Linked DNA regions of Homo sapiens: region 2 is linked to region 1. Evidence: chromatin loops called from intact Hi-C (ENCODE). Cell type or tissue: IMR-90. All regions are shown on one strand. Each heading gives the region's core, and the rest is flanking DNA. Links, peaks and the distances in the headings are about the cores only.

What was found. Peaks named below come from ENCODE experiments on the same cell type or tissue, not always from the same donor. Only the 100,000 strongest peaks of a DNase experiment are listed, where the experiment ranks them.
Region 2: it touches region 1 in a loop (2.2-fold over the local background); 4 of 110 quality-filtered maps call a loop at or near these places.

The regions. Positions count from the first base shown.
Region 1 is chr2:30,297,946-30,306,309 of GRCh38, reverse strand. It overlaps LOC102723594 (a long non-coding RNA gene), which reads left to right and starts at 5,614. Exons shown (of 3, transcript XR_427017.4): 1 at 5,614-6,033. RefSeq lists enhancers at 2,703-3,383, 3,384-4,066, 4,067-4,748, 4,749-5,431. In IMR-90, for the core only: no CTCF peak of the experiment used is centred there; DNase peaks (open chromatin) are centred at 4,539, 5,359 and 5,439; H3K4me3 peaks cover 563 bases; H3K27ac peaks cover 2,201 bases.
Region 2 is chr2:30,406,130-30,414,493 of GRCh38, reverse strand. No RefSeq gene overlaps it. Among named protein-coding and RNA genes, the nearest start is that of LCLAT1, 37 kb to the left of the region's middle. RefSeq lists an enhancer at 3,398-4,310. In IMR-90, for the core only: a CTCF peak has its summit at 5,194; DNase peaks (open chromatin) are centred at 4,153 and 5,233; H3K27ac peaks cover 2,182 bases.

The DNA of each region.
Region 1 (8,364 bases), core at 3,931-6,430:
GTAAGAGGAGAGAAAGAAGAACCATCTGATCCATAAACAAAAATTTGCCCATGCACATACCTCCAGCTCAATATCTTCTCCTGATATGACCTTAGGGTATGGAAACTTACAGAGGGGAAGGGACATGTCTCAGGTAATTTAGCCAACAACAGGCCTGGCATAAATTACGCGCTCATGCCTTCACATGCCAAGGTGGGCTTGCTTCAGACTCACTAGGTGTGCTCAGGCCGCTGGTTCTACCCTGGGTCCTAAAACCTGATTAACAGCCTCGGCTTGCTCTCCCACACCCAGCTCTGGACAGCTGGATGGAGCAGCACCTACTCCCCATCCCACAGCAGAGGAGGATCTGGAGCTGGGATCTTGGTGTGAAATGAAGGGTTCTGCCTGGGGAGGTGGCATCTTAGAGGCTTCCACGCCTGGGCCCTGGGCTTTGCTTCCTTTGTGTTCCTGCCATTTGTTTTAGGTCTGTTCTTATAAATGCCTTTTCTGTCAGTGCAAGGAGCGCACAGATGAGGGCACAGCTGTCTCCTGAGTGTCTAGGCTCCTTCGTCAGCCTCAGTGGGCAACCTTCTTCCCAGAACATCTGCTTCAGAGTCACCCTCCTGGAGAAGGAGCCAGTGCTTACCTTTGTGTTATTCTTAAGCATTTATTGAACATCTGCTATACCCAAAGCTCTATAGCAGCCACCTCTCCTTGTGACATAAAAGTAATTTCCTTCTGTAAATATGGATAATGTGCTTATCAGGGCAGAGGCTGTGGCTGTGAACAAGAGAAAAGTCCCCCACAAGGCAAGACCTTGTCCTCTTAAAGCTTCATTCTAGCAGAATGTGAAACTATGATACAGATAGGAAAATAGTAAATATGAAATGACTAAGTTCTCTATCCTTAAGGAGTCATAATCTAGCTGGGAAAATAAAACATGGTGATTGTGTGAGTCAGGGTTCTGCAGAAAAACAAGATATATATAAAAGATGTCTGGCTGGGTGTGATGGCTCATGCCAGTAATCCCAGCAATTTGGGAGGCTGAGGCAGGAGGATCACTTAGGCTCAGGAGCTCCAGACCAGCCCAGGCAACATAGCCAGACCCTATCTCTGGAAAAAAAAAAAAAAAAAGAAAGAAACAAATAAACAAAAACCCAGGATTTCTATGTAAATTGCCTCATGTAATTATGGAAGCTGAGAAGTCCCATACCTGCCATCTGCAAACTAGGCAGCCAGGAAAACTGGTGGTATCATTCAGTAATTCAGTCTGAGTCTGAAGGCCTGAGAACCAAGAAGTCTGATGTCTGAGGGCAGGAGAAAATAGATGTCCCAGCTCAAGGGGAGAGAGAGAGAGAGAGAGAGAGAGAGAGAGAGAGAGAGAGAGAGAGAGAATTCACCCCTTCTCTGCCTTTTTGTTCTATTGGGGGCCTCAAAGATTGGATGACTTTCACCCACATTAGTAAGAGTGATCTACTCTACTAGTTCTACTGGTTCTTTTTTTTTTTTTTTTTTTGAGACAGAGTCTCATTCTGTTGCCCAGGCTGGAGTGCAGTGGTGTGATCTTGGCTCACTGCAACCTCCGCCTCCTGGGTTCAAGTGATTCTCCAGCCTTAGCCTCCCTAGTAGCTGAGACTACAGGCGTGTGCCACCACATCCGGCTAATTTTTGTATTTTTAGTAGAGACCGGGTTTTACCATGTTGGCCAGGCTGGTCTCAAACTCCTGACCTCAAGTAATTCTCCTGCCTCAGCCTCCCAAAGTGCTGGGATTACAGGCATCTGGACAGTCTACTGATTCAATGCTAATCTCTTCGGGAAACACCCTCATGGATACATGCAAAAATCATGTTTTACCAGCTCTCTGGGCATCCCTGAGCCCAGTCAAGTTGAAGTGTAAAACTAACCATCACAGCCGGGCGCGGTGGCTCACGCCTGTAATCCCAGCACTTTGGGAGGCTGAGGCAGGCAGATCACGAGGTCAGGAGATCGAGACCATCCTGGCTAACACGGTGAAACCGTTTCTATTAAAAATACAAAAAACTAGGCGGGCTTGGTGGTGGGCGCCTGTAGTCCCAGCTACTCAGGAGGCTGAGGCAGGAGAATGGCGTAAACCCTGGAGGCGGAGCTTGCCGTGAGCCAAGATGGCACCACTGCACCCCAGCCTGGGCGACAGAGCAAGACTCTGTCTCAAAAAACAAACAAAGAAAACAAAACAAAAAAACAACCATCACAGTAATCAATCAACAATATTTTATCTAAAAGCCATCATCCGTACCTAGCCAGCAGCCCTTTGTTGCTGGGAAGAACAATGGTCACAGGTTCCATTGTTTGTGGTGACAAGGGGAGATGGGGGAGAGAGCTCTGGCGCTCAGGGTCTGGAGCAGGACCACCAAGATGTGCTTCCAGACTTTGTCACGTGCCGGCTGTGAGGTTCGCACAAACCCCTTGACCCTTCTGGGCTTTGGGCTCTTCATCTGCAAAATGGTTTGTCTCATTTCCTGCACTGGGTTTTTATGAGGACAGATAAGTTAATGTACATGAAAACAGTTGGCAAACTATAAATAGCATCAAAATGTCATTATTATTCTTGAAACGAAAGGTCAGTATTTTAAAATAAAATTTTCCAAGTGTGAGGCTAATTCCCTTTGGATTCCCAGAGACTAGAGAGTTCATACGTGATAAGACAAGCACAAGCAGGTGCATCCATGTCGAAAATACTGGGCCAATTTTTCCACCAGGACCTTCAACCAGACCAGGGTGCATTTTAAGTGGAATTTGCCACCACTTACATGGGGGTGATTTCCAAACGGGTTACTGACATTCAAAATCCATCATGAGAATACTATCCCTTTAGCTTATGCTAGATGGGTTTTGTCACCTCTCACCTGAAAATACCCCACCTCGGTGAGAATGAACATTTTTGGGTGCAAGTTGTGGAAAAGCGATTCATTCATTCAACAGCACCTGGTCAGCACCAGGCTCTGGGAACACAAGGTGGTCAAGACGGCCCGTCCTCCGTGCCGATGGAGCTACTGTCCAGTGCTGACCTGAGACATCGAGCCGGCACTCCAAAAGAGGGAACCAGTCTGTGATAAGGGGCAGTCAGGCAGACATGGATACACCAAGAGGAGCGTCTAACCCAGACGTGAGAAATGCTTCCTGGAAGAAGTGCTGTTCAAGCTGGTAGCTGGAGTGAGTTGGAGTCAGCTGGGAGGGATCGGGTGGGAGTGTGGGCTGGACAAGGGAACAGCTCATGCACAGGTGCTGAGGCGAGAGAGTGGGCAGGAGCGGAAAGAAACCTGGGGCCTGGAGGGTGGAGGGCAGGGCTGGTCCGTGCGGAGATGAGGCTGCAGTGAGGCCGGCCTTGAGGGGTCCCGTGTGCTGTGCTAACCAGTTTGAACTTCCTCCTTAGGGAAGGCAACCCTTCATCCCCATTTTCCAGGGACAGTCGTGGTGTATGTCTGTTGCCTCAGCTTAGTGAGGAAGGGCACTGTCTCCTCTTGCTCTTCAAAGCTGCCTGGGTTGGATGATAAATTATTTGGTCACCTATCTCTATTAGGGCATGGAAGGCAGCAGAGTGAGGCCGTGACTGAGGGGTGGAGAGAGAAATTCAGCTGCTTTATCTGTTTGTTGTAGAGGGGCGTGGGCACAGACAGAAGGGTCTCAAAACATTCATGAGATCATTTCTCCCTCCAAGATAACTATTTCTTTAAAAACCCAAGGAATTGATTGAGGTCTCGGCCTTCAGTTTCTTGTGACCACCATTCACCCTGCCAGTCACCCAAAGAAGTTTGAAGATAGAATGTTTTGCCTCTGGAGATTCCAGTCATGAAGTACCGAGAACCAGGAGATGCCAGGAGGACAGGGTGGGAGAGGAGCAGGCGGCAGGCAGGATCTTCCTTCAGCCCAGGTCGGGGAGGAGAGTAGCAAAAATCAACTAACCTAGTTAGGTGTTACCCAAACCCCAGCTACCAACTCCTGTGGGGTTGGACACTGCCATTCTGGGGGACACTCAGGTCTGTTCTCCTGCCTTCCCGTCCTGGAAATTGGCTGGTGTGCAGTTGCCCTAGGACCCGGGGTCTCCTGGGAGCCCATCTCCCCACACCCTCCTCCCAGGAGATGAGGTCTGATATCACAGGAAATGAGAGTTACTCGGCTTAAATGCTTTTTCCAGCCTAGAGTTGGCATTTCTGCCCTGGTTCTGCCTCTCCCACAGTAATTAACTAATTAATTGCCAACAAGGGGGTGATGCAATTATGACACAATGAGCCTGGCTTTTCAGCCTCCCACCCAGGAGCCCCCACGCTCTCTGAATCAAGAGAAGCCAGCCTGTATTATTAAATAAACAGAATTTCCTCGAACTCCCGCATGGTCACTCAGCTGTGTCTAAGGCCTTAGCCTCACCACCTTCCTTGGTCCCAGAGGCCAGGCTGGGGCTGGGTCAGCTTTGAGAGTGAACACTGGACTCTGGAGAAACCCAATAGCTATTGACCACTGTGTGTCCTTAAGAAGTGCCTCTGGCCCGGGATTAGTCACGGAGGCTCCCTGAACTTGTTTCTTCATCAGTAAACAAACCTAACAAGAGCTGATGCGTTAGTGAACGTAGGGCGCTTTGTAATGCACTGCGATCCTTCTACATATATGCAAACTGAGGCCCAGGGGATTAAGTGCCCTGCCTGGGACCACCAGCAAGCAAGTGGAGCCTGGGTCAGCATCCAGGGTGCCTGGGTCCAGACAGCCTTGCCCACAGTGGCTCACTCTGGCTTGCGGGTACCCTCCTGACAGCAGACCCAGAGAATCTCTACTCCAGCTGCCTGGCTCCCCAAGGTGGAGGGCCAGGAGCTCCAGAAGTCAAAGAGCTGGTGGGAGGCTGGGAAACTTCAGAAGTCACACCTGGGGACACTCAGCCTTTAGGGGGGTTCGTGGTGCTGAGGCCCATCACACGGTCCCAGGAGCTTTGAAAGTCCAAGGGAATTACCCTAGGCGGGGGCCTCAGCCATGGTGGGGTTCCAGCCGGCCCCCAGCTTTGTTTTATTATGTGCCTTAGCAACTGCCTCCCTTGTCAACAAGAAGCCTGGGAGGACTGTTTTGTAAAAGCTCTTCCATCCTAGACTCTTGATACCTCAGCTAGGAATCTTCAGACAGAATAATTGTGAAAGCAGCCTTCAGTCAGAGTTCGCCTCCTAGTCTTATGTTTGGTGATGTGTCCCCAGCTATGCTGCAAGGTCGTCCCAGGACAAGCCTTGAGCCATCGGCTTCTCTGAATCCCCAAAGCACTTAACACAGAACTTCAATGGAGCAGTGGCTCAATTATGCTCAGATTATAAATCACAAACTCTGTTTGCATTACAACCGATTTCTTTCCAAATCTTGTCAATGGAATTTCTAAACATGTTAGCATCACTGTAATGATATGCAAGTGCTATTTGGTTCTCAACATTTTTTATTTGACATTATTTTATCTATTACACACTTCAGTGCATAATCCACATACTTGTCATTGTTAATAGCTGCGCCGGATTCCAGGGTCCCAACATACCATCCTTTGTTTAAGCATTCCCTAATTGTTGGGTATTTGGGTTGCCTCCAATGTTTGAACACTATTAATAGTGCTGCTGGGCCACCTGGTTTTTCTCTCCTTTGCCTGGACATGAGGAGATGGGATGGGATGAGGGAGGGAACATTTTCTCTCCTGCATTCCCAGAAAGGCCTATTCTTCACACTACTTCCCTGGGCTGGGAATAACAGAGGCCAATGTCTGCTGTTCTGTCACAGACAGGCTATTATCTCAGACTGTCATTGGGAGACTTCTTATAAGGCCTGTGGTGCCCCAGGAATAAGAGCAAGGCCCTCAGCTGGCTGCACTCAGGGGCTCTGGACTCAGCAGGGCTTTCATGTTGAGCTGTTTGCTGTGAATTTGGCTTTTCCTGTATGTGGCTCTGTTGAACCATCTCATCAGACAGGCCCTGAGGAGAGACCTGATAATATCTCTCCTGTTCCTAGCAGGTCATTTCAAGGTTACACTGGGAATCCCAGAACTTCTGAGCTGAAAGGTAATCTTTCTGTTTAACTAACCGACCTTTCTATTTCACAGCTGAGGACATTGAGGGCCAGAGAGGGAAAGTAACTTTCCCAAGCTCACTCAGCTGTTTTTGGCAGAGCTGGGCTGGGGCCGGGAGGGCCTCCCACCCCCAGGCAGGCGTTAGTGTCACCTGGCTTCCCCAGGGTAGCATGTTTATGGATTGGAATCCTTCTTGAAGTTAAGATACCAATTCTCCGCAAATTGAACTGTAGATGTAACACAATCCCAAGCCAAGGCACAGCAGGATTCTTTGTGGATACAGGCAAGTGAATTCTAACACTTATATGAGAAGGTAAAGCCAAGGCAATTTTGGGAAAGAACAAATTTGGAGACTCACACTACCTGATACTATCAAGCTACAGTCATGCAAACAGTGTGGTATTGGTGAAAGGATAGACAGAATAAAGAGTCTAGAAATAGACACACACAAATATGGTCAATTGATTTTTGGCAAAGATATATAAAGGGAATTCAATGGAAAAAGGACAGTCTTTTTAATAAATGATGTTGGAGAAATTTGATATCCTATGCAAAAACAATTACCCTTGACCTGTGCCTCACGTTATAGAAAAGTGAATTAAAAATAGATCATGGACCTAGATGTAAAGTATGTAACTATAAAACTCTTAGAAGAAAACAGGAGAAAATCGTTGTAATCTTGACTTAAACAAAGAGTTCTTAGATACGACAACCAAACCATGCTCTATAAAAGAAAAACAATAAATTGGACTTTATCAAAATTAAACACCTTTACTCTTGTGAAAGACATTTTAAAGAGAATGAGAAGAAAAGCTGCAAACTGGGGGGAAATACTTGCAGATCACATATCAGACAACAGACATCTAGACTATAAAAAGAACTCGTAAAAGTAAGATCAGAAACAACCAATTTTTAAAAACTAGGCAAGATTTGAAAAGATGCTTCACCAATTAAGATATAGAAATGGCAAACGAATACATGAAAAGATGCTCATTAGTGATTAAGGAAATGCGAATTGGCCGGGCGTGGTGGCTCACGCCTGTAATCCCAGCACTTTGGGAGGCCGAGGTGGGCGGATCACCTGAGGTTGGGAGTTCGAGACCAGCCTGACTAACATAAAGAAACCTCGTCTCTACTAAAAATACAAAATTAGCCAGGCGTAGTGGTGCGTGCCTGTAATCCCAGCTACTCAGGGGGCTGAGGCAGGAGAATCACTTGAACCCGGGAGGCAGAGGTTGCAGTGAGCCGAGATCGTGCCATTGCACTCCAGCCTGGGCAACAAGAGCGAAACTCCGTCTCAAAAAAAAAAAAAAAAAAAGGAAATGCAAATTAAAACCAGAATGAGATACCATCTCATGCCTATTAGGTTGGCTAAAAATACTGACAATACCAAATGCTCACAAGGATGTGAAGAAACTGGAACTCTCATACATTGGTGGTGGGAATACAAAATGGTACAGCCACACTGGAAAATAGTTTGATTATTTCTTATAAAGTAGAATCTATTTACCATACAACACAGCAATCCCACTTCTAGGTATTTCTACCGGAGAAATGAAAACATTCTCCTACCAAAAACTACACCAATATGCATAGCGGCACTACTCATAAGCTCCAACATGTGAAAACAACCCAAATGTCCCTCATTGGATGAGCGGATAAACGAACTGTGGGACGTTCATACAATGGAAACTACTGTGCAGTAAAGAGGAAAAAACTATTCATACAACGACTTAAATGACTCTCAAATGCATGATGCTAAATGAAAGGCCTGTCACAAATCAGAGCTCACTGCTTCCATCCTCCTTCCCCTTTCTTTAAACTCTAAGTGAAAGAAGCCAGTTTCGAAAGGTTACATACTGTGTAATTCCATTTATATGGCATTCTGAAAATGGCAAAATTACAGGAACAGAAAATAGATCAGTGGTTGCACAGAGCTTGGGATGAAGGAAGGGCCTGAATGCAAAGGCATAGCATGAGGAAATGCTTTGTGATATAGGAATTGTTCTTTATCTTGTTAGTAGTGGTGGTTACATGAATCTGTGCTTGTATTAAAACTCAGAGAGGACTCTACATCCAAAGTGACTTCTATTTTATGTAAGTTAAAAACACAAAAAGCTGACAAAATACTTTTGTATCATTAACTTATCTAAGTCTCCTAACTACCCATTAGTGGATCCACTGGACACTTTGAAGAAGGAATGAATTGTTCATTCATTTATTAATTTAAGAGCTATTTATGGGCCCTTACTATGGGCATTTCTCTAGGTACAGGCGCAAAGAAAAGTTTTGATCTCAGAGAGCTCCCATTCCAGCAGGTAAT
Region 2 (8,364 bases), core at 3,723-6,222, 110 kb before region 1:
GTTTCAGCTGGGAATGGTGGGAAAACACCAGTAAGACATTGGCTGTGTCCTCAAGGTGCTCATTCCCCGTTGGAAGACACAGGCCCATTGCGCTAACTAGAACACAAGCGAGAAGACAGTAAATGCCACCGTGGAGAGAGGTGGTTCTGTTTGAAAGCAAGGGCAGGAGTGGTTTATTCTGACTGAAGGAAGACGGGAAGGTCTTACAGAAGAGGAGACATTGGAATTGGGCTTCTAAGGATGACTAGGAGTTTGACAGGTGGAGAAGGTGGGGGAAGAGCCATCTAGGCAGTGGGGTCAACTTGAGCAGAAGTCTGGAGGTATATGAGACATTCAAAGATATTCACATTAACTGGATGGTATGATTCAAGCTATGATTTCTCTCTTCTTCTAGCTAGCACTCAGTCATTGCTTTTTATTAAACATCATAACCATTATCCACACTGATCCTTGGCTCTTGTCTCACAGAACATGAGCCTTCAATGTAAAAGTAGAGAAACAGAAATGTTGTTGAGCCTTGGTAGGGCTTGGCAAGGTCTCTTATGTTCTCTTGCTGTGTCCATATCCTTTTTTTTGTGTGTGAGATGGTGTCTCACTCTGTTGCCCAAGCTGGAGTGCAATGGTGTGATATCGGCTGACTGCAACCTCCGCCTCCTGGGTTCAAGCGATTCTCCTGCCTCAGCCACCCGAGTAGCACCCACCACCTTGCCCGGCTAATTTTTGTATTTTTAGTAGACATGGGGTTTTGCCATGTTGGCCAGGCTGGTCTCGAACTCCTGACCTCAGGTGATCTGCCCCCTTTGGCCTCCAAAGTGCTAGGATTACAGGCATGAGCCACTGTGCCCGGACTCCACATCCTTCTTAGGGTTGTCTGCACACTGGGACATTTTCAGCCTGTGGCTCTGCTCCTGTATGCTGTCTCTCCATTCTGAGAAGCCCTTTTTGCTGCAGTGACTGGCTCCATCCACCTGCCAGACAGACAAGCTTTCGTTCCCTCTTGAAAAGGCTTTTGCTTGATGGAGGAGGAAACCAGGGAGGAGGGAAAGAGACGCATCTTATTCTCCTGAGAAGAGTCATCCTGTTTGTCTCCATTGGCGGCTGGCTTTATTTGGCTTCTATTTGGATGGTGAACCCATTGCCTTGAGGGGCTTGGGGAGACAAGTGCTTCTGTAGGAGGAGTTCTGTGCCTAATGAATTGTTCAGTGAGGAATGCTAAGCAGAAAGCATTCTGGAAGGAAAGACATATTTTCAGTATTGAGGCCTGAGGCCCCTAATACCTCCCAGATGAAAAACTAAGGGAGTGATCCTCCCAAGTGTGCGTGACTGACATTTGCTCCCCAATGCACTAAGCATAAGCTTGTTTTATTGTGTTTACAATTTTGTATCTTCAGACCGTAAATGATTTATTGCAAACATGAATGTCCTAGACAGTAGAGATGTCCAGGCTTTTCTCTAAAGCCAGAGCTAATCCTGCACCAGAGATCCAGTTTGATGAACTCTTCAGTGTTCCCAAACCTCATGTGCTTATGAGAGATCAGGACAGGGAGATATCTGGTCTTAAGCAGCTCTACCCGGGGTAGAATACTGTCCTACCCAGGAGAGGATCTTGGCAAATGAAGCCTGTGTGCCTGCCTGAGATTGAGCCTCCTGCCCTGTGACCCCTGAGTATAGAGCAGAGGACCAGGCAGTGTTGCAAATATGCTCCTCACAAATCCAGATAGGAGATATGGATTTAACACTATCTTCTCCTTGAACCACTTGATAATTTTTTTTTCAATCGCAAGAAAACTTAATTCCTGTTCCACTGTCTCTAGCTCTCTGAGGGATAAATGCTCTGACAATGTAGACAAGGACCAGATGTGCAGTGGATGGGTCAGTCTGTACTGGGAGGGAGGAGGAGGGAGAAGGGAGGAGGGAGAAGCAGGCCTGAATGTCATTACTTGCAAGGGTCAGGGGGGTCAGTGACAGTGGCAAGAAACAGATTTTTCCAGCTGCTTTCAGGCTGAGATTTGTACTGCATAATCTGAATGCTTTTATCTGTTTCTGAAAATAGACAGGAATTTTTTCCACAGGCTGCTCCAATCTGGCTGTGGAGACGTGAGGGAGGATTGCAGGGAGACAGTTGTATGTAGTCCAGTAAGTACGTTTTGTGACCCCCCACCACCCCCCCCAACCAAAATGAGCCTTTCTCCATATTGGCTCTGTGGAGCGACATTATCTTAAAGCCTCTCAAAATCAGGAGTCAAAAGTGCTGGACATACTTTCCATTCTGAATTTTGTGTAGCTTCTGATATCTTGAGCTATCGTTTATTTTTGCTTAAATAGTCAGGATAAAAGGCCTTTGCGAGTTCCTAAGTATCTGTCCAGATACTGGTTTCTTGAGTCTGCGCAGAAGGGCGTATGTGGGAAACATAAACAACACAAAATAAAACGGTTTGATCAGAAATTATAGTTTATAGTGATTACCAATTCCACAAATCATATTCTCCTCCTTTATCCTGAATTTAGACTACAAAGAAGCATCACAAATTATTGACAAAGATATTCTGGAAGGTTAACTCTGGATTAAATCAGACTTCATCTCTCTCAGCAGCTGGTGCCTCTCATCTAAGATCAAAAGGATCTTGAACCTTCCAAGTGAACTGCTGTCAAGCAAACAGCAGGAGAACCTCTAATATTATTTACATAGCATTTTCTTTTTCCAATTATGTATTGGTTTCTTCTTGGTACAAGTCTAGCTTATAAATGTGGAAACCAAGACACAGGAAAAGAAAACAATGTTAAAGTTCAGGTAGAGAGTCAGAGAGGGAACTGAGAATAAGACAAGCTCCTTTTAACCCACAGATAAATGTGTCTAGATATCACCTCTACTTATTGCAACAATCCTTTTCTTTTTTTTTTTTCTTTTGAGATGGAGTCTCGCTCTGTCGCCCCGGCTGGAGTGCAGTGGCGCAATCTCGGCTCACTGCAAGCTCCGCCTCCCGAGTTCACGCCATTCTCCTGCCTCAGCCTCCCGAGCAGTTGGGACTACAGGCCCCCACCACTATGCCCGGCTAATTTTTTGTATTTTTTTAGTAGAGACGGGGTTTCACCACATTAGCCAGGATGGTCTCGATCTCCTGACCTCGTGATCCGCCCGCCTCGGCCTCCCAAAGTGCTGGGATTACAGGCGTGAGCCACCGCACCTGGCAACAATCCTTTTCAGTTGCTATTCACCCATCTACCAAAAATATGAAGTCATTTTTGCTGAGGGTGCAGTAAAGCATGCCAACTTCATTTTCCAACCTGGAGTTTCTTGGGCCTATAGGAAACGGATTAGAGTCTTTGAGGCTGGTACATTTGGGGACCTTGTTTGCAACGTTCCTCTAAAGTAGACCTTATAATGAATGGAAGCAAGAGAAGAGTGCCAGATTATTCTGGAATGCTGTCAATATCCTGTGTCTCTGAGACTCTACTGTTGCCCTTATGTCCAAAGCCCCATGATTAACTCAGGTACCAGTGAGGAGGAAAAAGCAGAAATGTGAACTCTCATAGTCACCTACTGCAGGCCAAGGTCTCTGTCTAGGAACTGCTATGTGTGAGTCAATTTCCTGATGATGCAGTTTTTTTCTGCTCCATACCATGCTGAGTGGAATGTCTTGTTTATCAGCCCTCCAGGACCCCCACACCTGGTACTGTGGCATCATGACGATTGTCATAGTCTATGGGAAGGTGACTTCAATCTGCTGTGTGTATAATACTGTGTGACTCCCAGTTGTCAGCCACTCAGTCATTAAGCAGAAGAAAGAATGGGAAGGCACAGAGATCAGAGGGAGAAGGACAAAGAGATACAAGGAGAGTGACAGGAAAGAAGAAAAAATGACTGAGAAACTCCTAATGCAAAGTGGGTAATGGGTTTTGAAAATAACAGGGTGAGCCAAAGAGAAAGGGACAAATGATTTAGCAGAGAGACTGGAACATATACTGGTACCTCCACCTACTGTACCCCAAGCCTTGTGTTGAACCTGGACAAACAGTCTGGCCCTTCCAGGGACTCCCAAGCACAACGAAACACAGAGCTTCAAAGGAAAGAAGAGCAGGAAGTTGGTGGGTTTCAGGTGCTTGGAAAAGAAGTAGGCTGACATCTGACTCATCCTATTCAACTGCAAGCACCCAACACACACAGAAGCTTTCAGATGAGATCATCTGGTCGTGACTTGCAAAAGACTCTGATTTGGTGGCATATGGGGCTAGGCACTTTATCAACATTTTTCTTCCAGCACAGCAAAAGGTGGGTAGAATTGCAGCTCTTTTATAATAATAAATAATGTTATGGAAAGGAAAAATGAAGTATAGAGAAGGGACAGACCTTAAAAAGGATGCTCAATAATAAGAAAAACAAACACACACACACACACACACACACACACACACACAGACAAACAGACATTGTTCTCCTTGATCCATTGAGAGGTAATATGGTAGGACAGAAAACACATGGGCTTAAACATCAGAAAGACGTAGGCCTAAGCCTGCTTTTGCCACTTACTGACCTTTAGCAGTTGGTTTAACCTCTTTGATCCTCAGTTCTTTCATCTGTACAATGGGAAAATAATACCTACTATTCAGGGTTGTTGTGACGGCTGATGATGAGATGTGCATTTGGTTAGGAGATCAGTAACTGTCAGCCAGGATTATTCTACTATCTGTTAGCTTCAAGCAGCAGTGTGAGGACTAACTTCTCCAGGCAGCTCCTCCATCTCCCCAGTTATTGTTGTTTTATGGTACTTTGGAAAGGAGTTTCAAGTTCATTTGGTTCAAGTCGTTCCTTTTGTGGTCCAGAAAGGTGGGTGGCTGATTCGACATCACAGTTGGGATGTAGATTAGTGGCAAAGCTGGGTTGGTGCACCTGGCTTCCCAGACAATACTGCTTCCTCCTTACCTGTCTGCTTCTGCTAAAATGATGACTGGACCATCTTTGTAATAAGTCTTCAGAAGAAAAAATATTGGTAAAAATAAATGAACCAGATGCCTCCCCTTTCATTACTTTGCGATCCCTTTACTCACCTGGGTTGTTGTGCAAAGCGGATAAGCTCTCCACCTTGTGGGTGCTAACACAGGGATCAGGGAGATTTCTTATCAATGTGCTGGCAGCCCCATCAAAACTTCACATGAGCTTTTTTTGCTTTCCTGGTGGAGGCAGTAGCAGTGACTTGCTGCTATGGGATGCTCTGTCCACTAGCCTTGGCTTATGGGAATCCATCCAATGACTGTGCAGGAAGTCATCTATCTAATCCCCTTTGCCAGTAAGAATGTTTAAAACTGGCCAGAACCTCAGGGACAGTTCAGCTATTAATGGAAAGTAAATCAAATCTGAGGCCCTTAAAGACCCATGTAGTATAAACTGCATTTCCATAGACCTTGAAGCACATCTAGAAAGCCTTGTGGAAAGAAAGAGGGCCTTAGTTTCATCCTAGGCTGTGACTGCTTATGTTAGTTAGGGTCAGGCCAGATAGTTGATTCATCTTTTATAGAGCCAAGAACTCTCCAGAGGTAGAAAACAGGAGGGCAGTGTATTTAAGATGAAAGGAGAAGGAAGAATCCAGCCTAGGAAGAAAGGCAGCCTGGGACCACATCCTGACCCCAATCTTGTCTCAGGGCCGGGTTCAACCTCAGGTCTTCCTTTTCCTTCAGTTGGTTGAGAGAGGAGAGAAGACCAGAAATGGGTGAAAAAGAAGGGAAGCCTTTCATCTGTCCCTTGCAAAAAGGGACTCTCTTACCATGTCCAGTTAAGACTCTCCTTCTAGAAAATGGGCATGGAGGTGCTGATTGGAGCAGAATCCATTTCTCAGATACCAGCTCACCATCAGCATCTGGGTGGAGGGAGGCGTTCATGCTGGCCAGATGTTTGTAAGGCTGTGATAGTGAAGCCAAGAACCCCTGCAGTCAGCCAATGTTCTACCCAGTCTAGGATGAGGCTGCTTTGCCCTCAGCCTGGGGAGTGCCTGGGAAAAGGCAGGTCAGATCAGAGTGGGGATGTGAGGGGACCCTTTCTAAGCCAAAGGCCCACTTCAGTTCCAGGCAAAGAGGGTCTCCCTTTCTTCTCCCCCAACAATTCCTCAGATGATTACTTCCACACCCAATTTCCTTCATGCTCACATAAGGAGCCAGGCTCAGGGTCTGCAGTTTGGGAGGAAAGCTGCCTGCTCACCCCTCCTGTTTATCCTACACACACACACACACACACACACACACACACACACACACACGCCTGCAAGATTTCCACTCTTCACTGACTGTATCAGCCCAGCCTCATCTCCTTCCACGGCAGGGCCCTTGGAACCCAGCGCTGAGCTGGTGCTACTCTAAAAATAACTGTGTCCGATGTGATGAATGGGAAGGCATTTGCTCTCCTTTTCCTGCCTCGCGTCGGGGCCTGAATCATGTTGGGAAATGACATTCTGTTAACACAAGCACTTTTGCTTCCTCCTGTGCTCTCTCACCATCCGGTGGGGGCCCTGGCCGGGACTGGCTTTCAATTTTTAAAGCCCCCTGGGGGTCCATCCAATACCCCCATCCCCTGACATTAAGGAAAGTTTTAAACAAAGAGAAATGGAGAGAAGCATCCTGTGCTTCCCTGGGGGCATGCTAAGGACTTGAGGAGGCACAGGTGGCACAGATACGACCCCACCCCTACTTCACTAGGAAAAGCTGAGCTGACTGGACATCCAGACCAGGAATGTCTCTCGAGGCCAGGAACCAGCCTCAGCTCTGCACTGGGCTCTGGGCAGCCACTTGATGAATGACTGCAGAGTGGGAAATGGGAGGGACCCAGCCAGATAACGACTCCCTGCTTCCATCTGAGAGCGGCTCTGATACCATCTGGAATCAGACTTGTGGGGGAGTGGGCCTCAGCATTTTGGGCAACATATTTTGAGGCTTCTCCTTCCAGAGAAGCAGCTGGGCTTCTCTTGACTTTGTTCTAAGTTCTGTGAAGCCAAGCATCAAACCAACTTACCTTCCCATACCCCTACGTCCCAGTCATCGTGCCTGGCTCAGAAGAAGATCTTAATAGGTGCTTTTTGGTTCGAACAGAAATAAGTAGCATCTAGAGAGTCTAGGAGGGAGAACTAGAGTCACTCAGCTTTTTAAAGAACAAAGGATGGAGTCTCTGGAATCTAGAGATTTAGTCAAGGCCCTCATGCTGGGCCTGGGGAAAGATCATTTCTTTTTTTTTTTTTTATTTTTTTATTTTTATTTTTTTTAGAGACAGGGTCTCACCATGTTGCCCAGGCTAGTTTCAAGCTCCTGGGCTCAAGCGATCCTCCTGCAACGAACTCTCAAAGTGCTGGAATTACAGGTGTGACCCACCATATCTGGCTGTAAGATCATTTCTTAAAGCCCTTCCTCCAGCCTTGACTCTATCCCAACTCACAGGCCACTTGGGAACCCATGACTCTCTTCTCTGGAGCAAGGATTTGGCAGCTTATCACCCTCAGACAGAAACCAGCTCCTCCTGTGAAGCCTTACTTCTCATCCCTAAGACTCATTTCTGGGTTTTGTCTTGGATTTGTATGGGATCTTGGTTTAATGGAACCTGTTTTAAACATCCTTTTGGGCCCCCTATTGATCCTCTTAACCTTTAACCTATTCTCAAAGTGACAAAAACTTTTGGCTTAAGCAGTAAACCCATAATAAATCAGAACTCTAGGGAATCCATGTTTCACAGTTTCAAGAGAGTTCCATTGTTGGACTGGGGCAGAATATAACCAGCACCCATGCATGATCATCACTCCCATCTGTGTGTCTTCAAATGTGTAGGGACCCCGGACCAGGTCTTAGTGGCTGCTTGCAAGCTATATTATCCAGCTCTCCAACATGTCTCCCCACTCTTTTGGCACCCAATCACACACATGCCTACCCTGAGAGAAGATGGGGAGCATGTGGGCCTGAGAACAAAAGTCTACCCTCTCAAGGTAGCCAGGACAGGCTTCTCAGCTGTCAGCGAGTGATGGCAGCAGACAGGCTCACTATAGCTGGCAAAGGCCGATGCATACTCATGAACCTAGGCGACACAGATATGCAACGACTGGAGAAGACACAGGTTCATGTAAGTAAGAGGCTGAGATTGGGGAATCTCTAAGGGCACAGACTCAGGCAGATACCACAGGAGACTCAGATTCCAAAAATGGGGGCACAGAGAAGCATCAGCCCAGTGACTCACACCCTGCAGGTGCCGGTCATTGATGAAGAAGTGGAAGGAATTTGGGAAGGAGGCATTGGCTCGCCAGATCTTGTCGTGACCATAGGTATCTTCATTGGCAAAATGAGGAGGCAGGGTTGATCTCTGAATCTGTGATGCTGGCATACTTTTGTACTTAAAAT